Linked DNA regions of Homo sapiens: region 2 is linked to region 1. A link is a loop called in an ENCODE intact Hi-C map of the cell type or tissue named here. Cell type or tissue: adrenal gland. All regions are shown on one strand. Each heading gives the region's core, and the rest is flanking DNA. Links, peaks and the distances in the headings are about the cores only.

Region 1 (7,946 bases), core at 953-5,952:
ACTAAACATCACTTTTTCTCTAAAATGCTGCAGTCATGGCAGCAGGTGATGGTTGTTAAATACTTTAAGAAATTAAAACACAGACATATTATGGAGTACAATGTACATTTCTCTGCATTTTTAAAAAGAAATGGTTTTCTTGCTGAGGGTTGATTTGGCATGAACGAAGTAAGAGTTTAACTCTTCCACGTGACTAAGGGCACTGGAGTACAGCTGGTTGAAGAGAACTGATCTAAGCCATGTTAGACTCAAGACAAAAGTTTCATGAATGCCCCAAGTTCTTCAATGCAGTGAGTCTCTCAAGAGGTGATGCAGAAGGAAATATCGAGGCCTGGTCTGTGGGTAGGTAGGGTGGGGAGCCCCTCCATTAGGCTAACGACAATTTCAGAGTGACCACAGGAAGCAAAGTTTAGCCTGGCAGTTAGTGGCGGGCAGCCAGGGGGCTCAGGGTTGCCAGAGCTCACCACACAGAGCGAGGCTGTAATGTCATGCTATCAGTTATCTGGGTCAGCCATCTGCGAGGCCTGTTGCTTTTCAATGGTGCTCTCGAGCCTTCAGTTTCATCTTTCTCTTTCACCCAGAAAAGAAAAGAATTGAAGGTAATTTAATGCCTTATAAAAAGGCACATCCTGTAATGTTTGCATCTTCCTTGTCCACATCATATTGCATGACTATTCTGTGGGATCCTTACCAAAAGTGACACGGGGCGAACTACCACTAGAATCCAAAGCAGAGAGTCATCTTCTGGTTGCAGACTGTCAAGGAAATGAAATCCAACCTTTAACCATCATCGTTCTCACTGAATGCATTGACCAAGTGTACTGTGCGTGATGGGCACACAGACTGGAAAAAAGCAGCAGTTTAGAAAAAGAAAAAGACAATTTCAGTGCTTTTGGTGTATGTTGCTTCCTTATCAAATGAATAAAGCTAATTCACTATTTACACATGAAACAAAATCTTGGTTCTGTGTATTCATATAAATATTTCAAAGGCCAGAGATCTTTTTCTTTACCATTTAGGTCTTCTTAAGAGTCAATCCAGCAAATAATGCTCTAGGGCAATTTGATACTTAAAATGATGAGACCTTTCCCTGGTGAGTCTCCCTGGGCTAGTTTTTCACAGCTGTGGTAACCTACACTCCACTTCCATTTCCCTAACAGACTTTCTGATCTCTTTCCCAAAATAAAAGCCACACATGTCACTCATGAAGAAAGACACCCACCTGTCCCTATCTTACACACTAAAAGTGCTTCTCAGTAAGATTTATTTGTGGTTTGTTTAGATTTGAACCTGTTGCCACACACATGCTATTTTCTAACCAAAATCCCTGTAGTAGAAGCCCTACCTCCCATTCTGAAACTTTATTTATTTCTGTTATTCCAGATGTATGTGCCAATCAGTTTAGCTCCTGCCAATTCTTGTTTATTAATAATGCTAACGAAAGAATTAAAATTCTACCAGATTTCAATCTCTTTTTTCATGCCTTAATAATGAGTCCTAAAAAGGATGAATTCTGATATTGTCTCAACAACTCAAAGGACTAGGTACAATCAGAAATTTGACTGGCTTTTTCCTACCTTGCACAAACTCAGGAGGGATATTCGTACTGCTAACTGCCACTGTATATGTGCAGATAATTTGCATTTTCATTGTTCTTTATTTTATGTTATTAGTTATTCATGAGATGAATATCACATTCAACAACTAATCTATAAAGCCTTTGCTTTTTAAATAACAATGTGCTGTTTTTGTTGTAGAGGGTAGAATGGAGAATGGACGTCCCATTTAGAGATCTTATACAAAGAACTGAAAAATGAATGACACATAAGCTCTTCCTTGCCATATGTAAAATCGGGATCTCAAAGAGAGTGACATTAGAGTTGGAAAATACAGACTGTACTACATAGGTTTATACATATAAGAGCCATATTAGCCAGCTGGACCTACTGAGAAAGGTCTCTCACCAGCAAGCCAAAGAGAAGAGAAGGTCAAGTTTAACCGTACTATGTAATGAACCTGTAAATGACTAATTATTTCTCACCAAACAGCACAATCTGCATGTGAGGCAAAAACCAACATAGAAAGCATCTGAACTCGTTTTTATTTTCAGTTGGATATAGTCCAAGTTTCATACACATTGGTTTCACTTTTCCCAATAAAGGCTTATGTCTATATTAACACAAATTGAAAAGAAAAAAATGAAAAGATTCCACTCTTTTTCTTAGTTTCAGGGAAGAGTACATTAAAAAAAATTCAAATGTGCATGTGAGGACCCAGCTGTGTTGTGAGGAGGAGGAGGCAGGTGGGTATTCTGGAAATGTGTGCATATATTGTAGCTGCACACTTAGCGATCTCAACATAAATGTCAGCTAAACATCACCCCTAGATAAGTTAGTCTTAAAGGGAGAGCAATGATTTCATTTACCAAGAGGGGAGCAAGCATAGGGCCTTTGCTATACTCAAAGGATTTTCCTGGAATCCCACTGTGGTTATCTAGGGAGGGGCTGCTTCACCTTAGAGGCAGTGAATTGCTAGGTCTTGACTTGCTTAGGAAGGAGGTAACTATCTCTCCCAGGAAATATAAAAAATCCATAAAAAGAGTTCCATATTTCTTTCAATAATACAACTTTGGAACTCAGAAATTCTGATAGAAAACACTGATGGCAGTAGTAATACAACCTAATATAATGAATAAAATAGAGAAAAATAGCGATCTAAGATTTAAGATAGTTGAAGAATAGAAATACATCTTTTTCATCCTTGTATCTCCCCCAGTACCTGAAATTTGGTAAGTGTCTAAGAATAACAATAACAGCAATGATAGCTAACATTTATGGAACTTCATTTTTGCCAGGCATGGTTCTAACCACTTCAAGAGTTTCAATTGCTGTTATCCTCAATAAAAGCCTGCCAGTGAAATACTGTCATTATTCCCATTTTACAGATGAGGAAATAGAAATACAGAGAATTTATGAAACTTTACCAAGGCCATACAGCTAATAAATGGCAGAAGGGGATTCACGTTCAGGGGATCTGGCTCCAAAGCTTACCCTTATAACTTCTCTGCTAAATTGCATCTTTTATACAGCATAAAAATTGCTGAACAGAATTGCTGAATTTTACTGAGGAGCTGAATTCTATTGTGCCATATTAAAAGTGTAAACTCATTGTGAAACTGAAAACTTAAATCAAAACTCTAGAAACACCAAAAAATTATACAGAGGCACTCTGGAGTTTACGGTGATTATAAACATATAATCACCATCTATATATAAAATTCTATGTTGGCTATATTATAACAACACTTAGTTTTAAATGACCGATATTGCCTGAGAAAATTTAATTCTTCAAAACTTTAGAATTTCTTTGGCAAATAAATCATTTGGCAATATTTCTAGACATTTCTCAAGTAGAAATACACAACCAGTTAAATAAAATACTTGTGAAAATGTGGTGATGATTTTTTTGGTTGCCCCTTTGCCCTTTCTTTCAGGGTCCACCTCTGCTGTCCTCCCCATACGCAGCCGTCCCATTCTGGACTGCATTTTATGGACAGCACCCTTTTTCCTCAATTTCTCCCCTCAAGGAAACTTGCATATTGTAGCTCCTATTTCCTAAATACTCTGAACTTTATTGAGATAGGGTCTCACTCTGTCACCCAGGCTGGAGAGCAGTGATGCAATCTTGGCTTACTGCAACCTCTGCTTCCTGAGTTCAAGTGATTCTCCTGCCTCAGCTTCCCAAGTAGCTGGCACCACAGGTATGCACCACCACACCCTGCTAAGTATAAATGGGGTTTTGCCATGTCGCCCAGGCTGGTCTAGAACTCCTGACCTCAGGTGATCCACCCGCCTCGGCCTCCCAAAGTGCTGGGATTATAGGTGTGAGGTACCACACCCAACCTCTGAACTTTCATAGATGATGTTTTAGCTCTAGACCTTGTTCAAATGAGATTCTATTAGACACCCCAAACCTCAAATGTACAAATAGAAGAATAGAGGACCTAGAGCTTCTTTTCTGGGTGCTTGCCCCAACTTTACACCAAAGTGTCGAAGGCACTGAACAAATCATAAGCCATGGCTTAGACCCAAACCAATGCCCAGTTTGCTTTTGGAGATTTGACCATGGCATGTGCAGGACTACATGAAGCATCTGTTAAGGAAGAGCCTACACACATAGCACACCTTGCTGGACTCCAAACCATAATGCTCCATCCTGTCTCAGCCCTGTTCTCCTGGGCTCCCAGTTATGCCCTTTGTTTTTATATACTGTTTACCCTCCCAAGTCACCAAAAGAGGAGAATAAGCCACTCTTTTCAAAAGGTGGGTATCTTGCTTCTCTTTTCCTTCATTTCTCTGAGCTTCCTTTCTAATATGCCTGCTGCTCCTTAAGTTGCTGGAGCTCATACTTGTGCAAACTACCCAAAATTTGGCTGTCATGCTTCCTCTTTGAAGGCTGTGCTCCTGCTAAACAATAATGACAACAAAGCTTTGAATCCCATATAAGTTCCACTTCATGAACAGCCATAGACATTCCAAGCCTGGCCTCACAACAAGCCTACTTCTCCCTGATGCCCTGTTGAGCTCAAAGGCCCACCAGAGGGCTTGCATGCAAGGAGGAAAGCAGAGAGGCCCTGCCCAGAAGCAATATAAGAAGAAAATTAACTAGAAGGGTGTATTAGTCCATTTTCCTACTACTATGAAGAAATACCTGAGACTGGGTAATTTATAAAGAAAAAGAGCTTTAATGGACCACATGGCTTGGGAGGCCTCACAACCATGGTGGAAAGCAAAAGAGAAGCAAAGACATATCTTACATGGCAGCAGGCAAGAGAGCAAGTGCAGGGGAACTGCCCTTTATAAAACCATCAGATCTCATGAGATTTATTCACTATCATAAGAACAGCACAAGAAAGACCCACACCCATGATTCAATTACCTCCCTCCAGGTCCCTCCCATGACACAAGATTATGGGAGCTACAATTCAAGATGAGATTTGCGTGAGGACACAGGCAAATTATATCATTCTGCCCCCAGCCCCTCCCAAATCTTATGTCCTCACATTTCAAAACCACTCATGCCTTTCTAACACTCTCCCAAAGTCTTAACTCATTTTAGCGTTAACTCAAAAGTCCACAGTCCAAAATCTCATCTAATACAAGGCAAGTCCCTTCCACCTATGAGCCTGTAAAATCAAAAGGAAGTTATTTATTTCCCAGATACAATGGGGCACAGGCATTGGGCAAATGATCCTGTTCCAAATGGGAGAAATTGGCCAAAATGAAGGAGGTACAGGCCCCACGCAAGTCTGAAATCTAGCAGAGTAGTCAAATCTTAAAGCTCCAAAAATGATCTCCTTGGACTTCATATCTCACGTTCAAGTCACACTGATGCAAGAGGTAGGTTCCCATAGTCTTGGGCAGCTCCACCCCTGTAGCTTTGCAGGGTACAGCTCCCCTTCTGTTTGCTCTCACAGGCTGGCATTGAGGGTCTGTGGCTTCTCCAGGTGCAAGCTATCAGTGGATCTACCATTCTGGGGTCTGGAGGATGGTAACCCTCTCTTCATAGCTTCACTAGCCAGTGCCCCAGTGGGGACTCTGTGTGGGAGCTCCCACCCCACATTTCTCTTCTGCAGTGCCCTAGCATAGGTTCTCCATGAGGGCTCCACCCTGCCAGCACATCTCTGCCTAGATATCCAGACATTTCCATACATCCTCTGAAATCTAGGCAGAAGTTTCAAAACCTCAATTCTTGACTTCTGTGGACCCACAGGCCCAACACCACATGTAAGCCACCAAGGCTTGGGCCTTGCACCCTCTGAAGCAACAGCCTGAGCTGTACAATGGCCCCTTTTAGCCAGGGCTAGAATGCAGGGCACTAAGTCCTGAGACTGCACACAGCAGGGGGGTCTATGGCCTCACCCATGAGACCATTTTTTCCTCCTAGGCCTCCTGGCTTTTGATAGGAGGGGCTGCTGTGAAGATGTCTGACGTGCCCTTGAGACATTTTCCATTGTCTTAGCAATTAACATTTGGCTCCTTGTTACTTATGCAAATTTCTGCAGCCAGCTTGAATTTCTCCTCAGAAAATGGGTTTTTCTTTTCTATCGCATCCTCAGGCTGCAGATTTCTGAACTTTTATGCTCTGCTTCCCTGTTATGCATGAGTTCCAATTCCAAACCTTATTTTTGTGAAAAAATAAAATGAAATGCCTTTAAGAGCACCCAAGTCACCTTTTCAATGCTTTGCTGCTTAGAAATTTCTTCTGCCAGATACCCTAAATCATGTCTCTCAATTCCAAAGTTCCACAGTTCTCTAGGCTAGGGGCAAAATGTCACCAGTCTCTTTGCTAAAGTATAGCAAGAATCACCTTTGCTCCAGTTCCCAATAAGTTCCTTATCTCCATCTGAGCCCACCTCAGCCTGGACTTTTTGTCAAAACCATTCAACAAGTCACTAGGAAGCTCCAAACCTTCCCACATCTTCCTATCTTCTTCTGAGACCTCAAAACTGTTCCACCCTCTGCCTTTTACCCAGTTCCAAAGTTGCTTCCACATTTTCAGGTATCTTAATAGCAGTACCCCACTCTACTGGTACCAATTTACTGTATTAGTCCATTTTCATACTGCTATGAAGAAACACCCAAGGCTGGGTAAATTTTTTTTAAAAAAAGAGGTTTAATGGACTCTCAGTTCCACACGGCTAGGGAGGCCTCATGATCATGGCAGAAGGTGAAGGAGGAGCAAAGGCATGTCTTACATGGCAGCAGGAAAGAGAGCATGTGCAGGGGAACTGCCCTTTATAAAACTGTTAGATCTTGTGAGACTTATTCACTATTACAAGAACAGCATCGGGAAAACCCACCCCCATGATTCAATTACCTCCCACTGGGTCCCTCCCATGACATGTGGAGATTATGGGAGCTATAATTCAAGATGAGATTTGGGTGGGGACACGGCCAAACCATATCCAAGTGGAATTCGCTTTGCTTAGACACGCCTTATGACAATTCCTTGATGCTATTTGAGTGCTTCAAAAGTTCTAAACTACTCCCCAATTAATGTACTTTAGCCTAAAAAAGAAAATGACACCATTAGGTTTGTTCATTGTAGCTAAAATAGAAAATATAAAGAAAAAGAAAACAAAAAATTGAGCTATAATCCCTCCAGATATTTTTCCATGGGCATATGTTTACAAAGTGGGATCATAGCATTTTATAGATTTCAATTTTATTGCTATCATCTTTTGGCATCCATCATCTATATCTAAAGTATCATTTGTAGAATTTCAAGGATGTTTTTCTAAATAATTTCCCTATTTAGATCATTTCCTGGTTGTCTTTGCATGAAGCAACACTGCACAGACTGGACAGTGAGCAAAGCAGTGGGGAAAAATTGCTCTAGGATCAGATGTGGATCCAAATTCTACGTAGCCATGGAACTTAGACACTTGGACATACAAAATCCTCCCATGCCTCATTTCACCATCTGTTTCAGGGGAGAGTAATTGTAAGAACATACCTCATTAAACTGTTCTGAGACTTAAACTGGGAAAGGTATGAAAAATGCTGAACACTATGCCTGGCTCATTTGGGCTCAATAAAAGTTGGCTGTGATTTAATAAGTCCTCATATGATTACATCTTTAGAATATATTCTTTGAAAGGAATTCAAAGGGTCACAGGGCCCAAACAGGATCTTTAATCCATGGCTAATTGTCTTCCAGTTTCCTCTCCCACCAGTGAGTAAAAAGGAAAGTGAGACATTCTCCCTCACTTGGGGATGTATGCGGTCCTTTTTTAAAACAGGGAGCAGCATGGGAAAATGGAAAGCACACTGAACTTGGAAAAAATTTTGAGGTTTAGTCTCAGCTTTGCTACTTATTCAATAACTGTGTGTTCTTGATCTCTCAGTTCTCTGACCTGCAATGTCGTCATCTATTAAGAAAAG
Region 2 (7,946 bases), core at 1,921-6,920, 1.8 Mb before region 1:
TCTCTGACTCCTTGCCTCTCTCTTAAAAGGACCCTTGTGTTTATTTTGGGCCCATCCAGATAATCCAGGATAACCTCCCCAATCTCAAGATCCCTAATTTAATCACATCTGCAAGATCTCTTTTGCTATGTAATGTCCATGGTTTCTGGGAACCAGAATGTAGGTATCTTTGGTGGGGGATGGGGCATTATTTAGCTACCACAATCCCTAAGTGTATCTTGGGGCTTGGGCACTGTGCCCACTGTGACTAATAGATAAGCTGTGCCTGCCTCAACGTGCCAGTCCGGGAGTGCTTGCACCAGAACGTAAAATGCACTGCTTCCTTCATTGAGAAAGTCTTACTGTGAAAAAACTTAGCGTCTCAGTGTATTCGCCTTCTGGTGTCACCCTCTGAGCCCCTAGCCGACTGGTAATGAATGATTAGTGGACTGAGCACTGTAATAAGTTCTGTCTTAAATAGCTAAAGAACTCTTTCTGTGAATTTAATTCCTTGCTTCCTTTCCTGTGAGCATACTTTGACTTCTCCAAAGTAGATTGTCCTGGTCGTAACTCATGATGTTGAGGAGCAGGCCTGAGCTCTGGTCACTGCTGGACACCCAGTGGGGGGTTCCACAGAGTTGACTTCTTGTTGAATGACAGGGTGGGTGGAGGGATGGATGGGTGGATTAATTCAAATTAATGAAATTCAAATGTCAAGTGACCCTGGGCCCACCAATGAAGTTGACTGTTTATAAACTGGTCCCCAACAGAATTTGAAGAGTAAAAGAGTAAGAAGCTCTGGGAGCCAGTGTTATGGAGAGGGCCAACTTTTAGTTGCCTGAGTTAGAGGCTGTCAGTGAGGTGGTGTCGGTGCAAGAATATTTGCAGCTCCGTCACCCTCTGGGTTCTTTCTCCACGTGCATGGAAAAGGGCTCCCCAGTCTCGCGAGGCAAGCGGTAGTGGACTGGAACGTGGTGGGGAGCTGGGACGAGGAGAGGCGGCAGCGGCGGAGGTGGCGGCGGCCTAACGAACACGTAATTTTCTTCTCACTTCATGCGTCCCTCTCCATCTGACATGGCAGGTGTGCTGAGGAGGAATGGTGTGTGAATCGATTTGGAGAGGATCAGTGACACGGCAGCGAGCCGGGGCCGCGCCCCGAGCCATTGATCGCCTCCAAATCAATTTGCACACCGCTCCCTCTTAGGTCACCTGCCATTTCAGACAGGGAAGAGAACAGTGAAGTGAGAAGGAAATTATGCCGGGAAGTCTGGGGACCTTCTCTCAAGAACGTGGGGTCAGCCTTCAGCTGCCCTCCCATCAGCAGCCTTTGGAAGGGACAGTGCTCCCCAGCCCACGACCCACTCTGCCTTGCTCACCCCCGCCCTGGAGGGAAGGGAAGCCGGAGACTGGAGCAAAATGGGGCTGCTCTGAAAATCTATCAGCCTTGAGCTCACCTCTGGGGTTTGGGCTGCCACAGTCATATCCTAAGAGCTATTTTAGAAAACCCAAATTGCCAACAGTAATAATCTCTCCGCCGCGGGACTGGTTTTCATTTGTGCCTCTCAATGCACTTCACAATTAATTCTCACCAACCTCTGTCTCCCGTGAGCCAGGAGCCCAAGGGGAGCCCAAGGGGAGCCCAAGGCAAGGCTGAGAAGCTTCATGGATCCCCATCGAGAGTGCAAAGGGCTTCCCCACTGGGAAGACACACACACACACACACGCGCACACACACACACACATGCACATGGAGGCCAAAGTCTTCCTCAAGGAGCCAATGGCGCCAATCTTCTCTTTTGAGGGGAGAGAAGGGAAGGTGGTGTAGGGGGTAGTTAAGGAACTGGAGGATATCTTTGGCTCCTGACACGGCCAATAAGCCTCAGCTGAGGCAAGAGGCATCTACTTGCTTACCAAGGCCTAACGCCTGACTGACAAGCAGCTGTTTGAAGGACACTGTCCATCCAAACATGGATTGTACCGTGGACATACTGTCTTCTCTGGAGTTACAGAGGGAGTTGGGTTCATTGCCACCCTCATTAGGTCACAGAAATCCCAATAAGATAAAATGGAAGATGCTACCCTGCCTGAAAGTGCCCAGCATGGTGCAGGATGCTGATGGGTACTCAATAAATGGACTGCAGGTTGACTTAGTCCCCCTTCCCAAGTGGGCAGTTTAGATTCTAAGTACTTTCCAGTTGGCTGAGCAGTTTTTCCCAAGAAGTAGGCTCCTTACTGTTCCTGATTTCTTTTGTCTATCCCATCAGAAGCAGGACAATCAAGGCAGGTCTAAGAGAGAACTCATGGCAGGAGCAGAGGACATGGAAGGATGCATCCGCCCTGTTTCTACAGAAAACAGGAAAACCAGCTAACCCACTTCATGCCTCGTGCAAGTCTGAGATGCATTTCTACTCCCTTCCCCACTGCTAGGGAAATGCTGGTCATGTTCTTGCTGCCCGGCCAGGCCCCTCCTGTTCATGCCTCAGAGGTTCATCAGAGATCTAGGATAGGGACTGGGGTTAGGTCTTGCATTTTTGGAAGTTATTGTTTATAAATTGGTCCTCAAGGGTCCAATGGCAAAAAAAAAAATGTATATTTATATATAGATTTTGACTCAATAAGCTCTCTCTCCCCTGCTCTCCTGCTCCCCAAATCAGATGCTTTGCTCCAAGCAGGCAGGTGAACCAGGATTCTCGAATGCTTACTGCACAGACCCAGCCACTTACACGTGTGCATGTTCACACACACATATGCATGCTGTCACACACACATGCACACACATGTGAATACACACATTCCCTTCTTAGGCCAAAGCCATGCTTTCCCAGCCGAGTTAAATTTTCTCCTCTTGGGGGAGGCTTTCCCAGCCGTTTGCTCTCCCTGCTCTTAGGACTCTAGCTTTTTCCATTTGGCATGCAGATCACGTCTTCTTTATGATCAGGAGAGACTCTTTAAGCACCTAAGGCAGCCCTGCTGCCCACACTCCTTCCAGCCCAACCTCAGGAGTGCTGAGCTTTCTGTCTCAACATTTTTCCATGACTCTGCAGAGCACTTCCAGGGAAATAAAAAGTTTAGGGTTCAGTTTAATACAGTGCCAGGTATTCTACCAGGCACTGATGGAGGCACTGGGGGGAGGTCACAAAAAGGATGATGGTGCTGTCCCTGCCTGGAGGAGCTCCACTGGCCCAGTGCATTTACCTTGGCTCCTTGGCCAGATTTAAATGCTCTGGGAGGCCATCCACAACAAGGCCCAACTCTGTGGCTATGCCACAGAATCAAGGCTCTGGTAATTGGAAGTAGCTTAAATGTAATCAATTCTAACTTGGTACATGGCTCTAGGTTAAATTTGTTGGAGTACTTTGGACTTCGGTTAGAGGATGGGGTGGAGTGTTTAGGAGAGAAGATTGGGTTGGAAGGACACAGAGTGTCATTTCTGAGAGCTTCAACTCTACCCATGGCTTCTAAAATAAGCCAGAGGGTAAATGCTACTTTTCTGCTATCTTTCTGGGGTGAGCATTTTCAGAGACAAACATAGTTAGAGGAATTTACTCTATGGTAAGAAGAGTTTGGCCAACTGAATCAGGACAACGAAGACATTTTCTGTCCTCACCAAGACTGCAAAACCTCACCTGCTGAACTGGGTCATTCAAGCTAAAAACAAAAAACAAAACAAAACAAAAAACCCTTCCTGACCAAGCATCCTTTGAAACATGGTTTAATTCCGTTTCTGTGACTTGTAGATTGTTCATGTACTCAGGGTCCCCAGAAGGCAAGGACTTGGCATTTACTTACCTTTGGCTTCAGCAACATTTGCACATGGTACATATCATAGACTTTTTTTTTTTTTTTGAGATGGAGTCTCACTCTGTTGCCCAGGCTGGAGTGCAGTGGTGCAATCTCAGCTCGCTGCAACCTCTATCTCCCGGGTTCAAGAGATTTTAGTCTCAACCTCCCGAGTAGCTGGGATTAAAGGCATGTGCCACCACGCCAGCTAATTTTTGTATTTGTAGTAGAGACGGGGTTTCGCCATGTTTGCCAGGCTGATCTCCAACTCCTGGCCTCAAGTGATACTCCTGCCTCGGCCTCCCAAAGTGCTGGGATTACAGGCGTGAGCCACGGCGCCTGACCGACACATTTTATTAAATATATCTTTAGGTTGTTAAATGCTTTGGTTTTGAGTAGGTAATATGTGCACATGGTACGAAAGTCAAGGAAGTCATGAGCCACCCTCCTAGGTCACCAGGGCAGGTACGGTAACCACTTTCCTTTGTGACGTTCCAGATATATTCCACGCATATGCAAGCAACTACATCACTAAATATTCTTGATCATGGTATTTTTATTCATTGTACATAGACAAGTCTGTCCACCTCCTTCTACTTTTTCTGCTGGCGACGGCTCAGTTGCATTTACTGGAAGTGGTTCTGTGTTCACACAGCACTTAGTATACAAAAGAGAACGCACCACAACAGTACAAGCAGTCGTGGCCACGATGACACCAGCGTCCCCGTGGAGCTTGGAGCCACGCTTGGTGGTTCGCGCCTCCGCGCCTCCGGGGGCGCAGTGTCCAGCTCAGGCCGCACGATGGCGCCCGCTTCCTGCGGACCCGGCCCACGGCGGCGGCACAGACAAAGACGGGCATCGGGCCTCCCCCGCGGGGCGGTGGAGGCGGCGGGCGCCCCGGGTGGCCGAGGCCGCCCCTGCGCGCCGAACCAGGCAGCTGCCGCCCGAGTCTTTGTCCTACGCTGCTCGCCCTTGTGCTAAAGGACAAGCAAAGAGGACGAGGGGAGCTGGCGGCTCCGGCCAGGCATCCACCCGACTCCCGTCCCAGCTCTCACACCCCAAAGCCCGGCCCCGCGCGAGCTGGGGTGGCTGCAAGCGCCTGCGTGGGGACGACCCCAAAGGCCTGCCCAGGAAGCTTTCCTCCACCTCCACACCTCTGTAAAGAATTTTCCCGGAATTCCGCACTGTGGAGGTTTTGCAGCACTGCCCTGACTTCCCATTTGAAAGGCTACAGGGCCTGGGTGTCCCGGGTGCAGAGGAGACATGCATTTAGGTTGACTGCAAACTCGTGAGCATCTGGGCCTGGCTGTTCCAAGCGCAGCTCTGCAGGGGTCCAGGAAAACTTCTCTCCTCTCGTGTTCTGGCACCCTCTAGTCCCGCAGTCCAGTAGAGTTTACTGGGATGATGCCAATGTTCTGTCTCCACTGGCCAATATGGTGGCCACTAGCCACACGTGGCCATGGATCGCTTGAGGTGTGGCTGAAGAACTGAATTTTAAACTGTATTTAATTTTAATAAACTTGAATTTAGGTAGTCGCATGTGACTAGTGGGTTTTGTAGTGGGCCCTGCAGTCTTAAGGGCTCAAGTCGATCTGAGCACTAGAATATGTAGTTATGTTGTTGACAGTAAAATTTTATAAAGATTCACATACAGCATGGATCATGTGCCTGTTACACCCGAAAAGATCCTGGAAGTGGCTGGGGGGCTGGGAAAGAAAAAGTGGTGCCAGCTGAGTTTATTTTGTCTGTTTAGGGAGATGGTTAGGGGGTGCCCTGCGTGTGGAGTAACGTAGCATGAGAATGAAGGTGAAGATGAAATAGGTCCTTACAATGCCTTGCTAGTCCTGCGAATGGGACTGCCTAATCTTTGATCTATTGTTACAGAAAGTTTGGGGCTAATCACTGTCATCTATTAAGTGGCTAAGTATATACATCCCACACATTGGGTTCTTGGGACAAGATCATCCTACCAGAAATAATTTTGAAGGAACCTGGGATCTTCTGCGGTCTTGTGTGCTCAGAAGGAGGCGTGGAGGAGTGCCGGTATCTGCGGGAGCTTGACCGTCCAGCCTGAGGTTCTGTCACTGCTGTTTTCTCTGGGCATGTGATAAATATGAAACAATGGCAGTATCATTGTGTGTTAGGGTGGTGTTTATCTGTGGGATGCAAGACAGTCCTGGGTAGAGACACTGGGGAATTAGAAGTGTTTTTTCATGAGTTGGAATGTCTTGGTGGCAAGCCAACTTCTCACTCATCATCAGAGCAAAAGTTGAACATAAAATTCACAAGTTACCTGCAGCAGCAATCATCAGGGTTCTGGTACCTCAAGAATGCCTCGTCACCTGTCTCCTCCAAGAATGTAAACCAATCAACGACTTCCATTTATTTTTATTGAAAATAAACATGTATACCTTCTTATAGGTTCCTTGGTCTAGTGTATTGAATCTTTCCAATAAGCAATGCAATTATGTGACTGTTTTCTAAAATCTGAGGTGGATGCCACCTTTTAGCATCCACCTTTTGATCTTCCAGGTAACATTTGTGTGTGTGTGTGTGTGTGTGTGTGTGTGTGTGTGTGTGTGGATAGAGGTACATGGTGGGCAAGGGGCAAAGACAGATCAAGAAATATTACATTCTCCTTGAAGATTCAATATGCCCTTTTACCTATTCTAAAGCATCCAGAAATAGACCTGTAAGTGCTGACATCTTATTGCCCTACAGCTGAGGTGTCCTGGCAAGGCTCCTTGCCCATAGTAGGCATTCAATAAATTTTTGGTGAATTTTATGTAAGAAGGGAAAATGGGCCAGGATTCCATATCCAAGCTATCGTTGTGGGCTGTCCATCCATCTCTTTTTGTTTTTGTTTCTTTTCCCCTGGAGATGTTGCCGACCACAAATAAAGAACAAGGGGGAAAATAGTTAAGCACACCTAGAGCTGCGTCCAAACAAAAGAGGAAAGAGACTAAACAAACCCAAGGTTTTCTATTTCTCCCTGAGCCAAGTAATCCCTTTGATTACATCTAATACCTGCCAAAACCCAGATGGTGTGCCCACCCATCTCCCGTGTGATAATGCCACATTGTGAAATCTACCTATTAATATTAATTGTCAGTTAGAGAATCTGTCTGAACTACTAAAGCTTGAGATTGCCTTGAGAAAGCAGGCCCTGCTTTAGCAGGGATTTTAAGATAATTCTCATTCTTTCATTCTGTATCTCACATATGTAGAATGTTAAACAATAGCCTGAGAATGCTTTTCTAATTTCGGTACATGCCTGCCTCTTGCAATCCAGGTCTTAAACCACTGTTCATTTGGGGTCTACACCTGCTGACCAAAATATTACCTTAAACTGCTGTGGGCTTGCCAGCGACATGTAAGCACACACTGTTCACCATATAGAGAGAATTTTAACTCCCTGGGAGCTGTTTGAATTGAATGTGCCCTAGCATGTGATGCTCAACTATTTCCTTTTTATTTTTCTCCCTCTCAGTAATTGACTTGGTAATCCTTGAAAAGTATTACCAAATCTCAGTTTTTTCAATTATTGTATGGGTCTTCCTGAGGTAGGAATGCAAAGGCACAAGAGAAGGCCGAGGAAGAGAACTTGAGGTCCAGGCAAAGCTGTCGCATGGCAGAACACAGGGACCTTCAGGGGTGCTGCTCCTGGCTGATAATCCGGTCTGTGATGTTTGATTTGGACTGTGATCATAAACATGCCCAGGTCAGCTCCAAAATCCGATCTGTGCTTCCAGATCTCCACACTGAAATGTTTCAACGTTGCAGTTTCTGCTGCGTTCACGGAACTTTTTCTTTTTTTTAAGCCACAAAATTTCAGAATCCATTTATGCCTGAAATAGATATGAAAATTTAGTAGGTGTGAGATTGAGTTTTTCCTCCGGAGTCTCCCCACTTTATTCTCATGGGTTATGCTGCAATCGCCTTTTGACAGTCATTCTTATAGCCAACACCTTAAACTTTATGAGTAAATGCAAAATCCAGCCCACACAGTGTCTTTGCTTTTGCCAGGAGCATATAGGGCTTGTGAAATGAATTAATTCAATATTCTATGTTCCTTGTTCAGGGAGGTAGCTCTTCATCATATCTTGAGCTTGATGTCCGGCTGTGGCCAGAGCTGCAGCCTTGCTGGGTAACTGACTGACTCGGGCAGAGGGATACCACGCAAATAA

The links. Peaks named below come from ENCODE experiments on the same cell type or tissue, not always from the same donor. Only the 100,000 strongest peaks of a DNase experiment are listed, where the experiment ranks them.
Region 2: it touches region 1 in a loop (3-fold over the local background); 35 of 110 quality-filtered maps call a loop at or near these places.

Annotation. Positions count from the first base shown.
Region 1 is chr2:58,750,694-58,758,639 of GRCh38, reverse strand. All of the region lies in intron 2 of LINC01122 (long intergenic non-protein coding RNA 1122), which reads right to left. Among named protein-coding and RNA genes, the nearest start is that of LINC01122, 230 kb to the right of the region's middle. In adrenal gland, for the core only: no CTCF peak of the experiment used is centred there; no DNase peak of the experiment used is centred there.
Region 2 is chr2:60,578,596-60,586,541 of GRCh38, reverse strand. No RefSeq gene overlaps it. Among named protein-coding and RNA genes, the nearest start is that of BCL11A, 29 kb to the right of the region's middle. RefSeq lists silencers at 4,433-4,582, 4,561-4,850. In adrenal gland, for the core only: a CTCF peak has its summit at 4,508; a DNase peak (open chromatin) is centred at 4,741; H3K4me3 peaks cover 716 bases; H3K27me3 peaks cover 833 bases.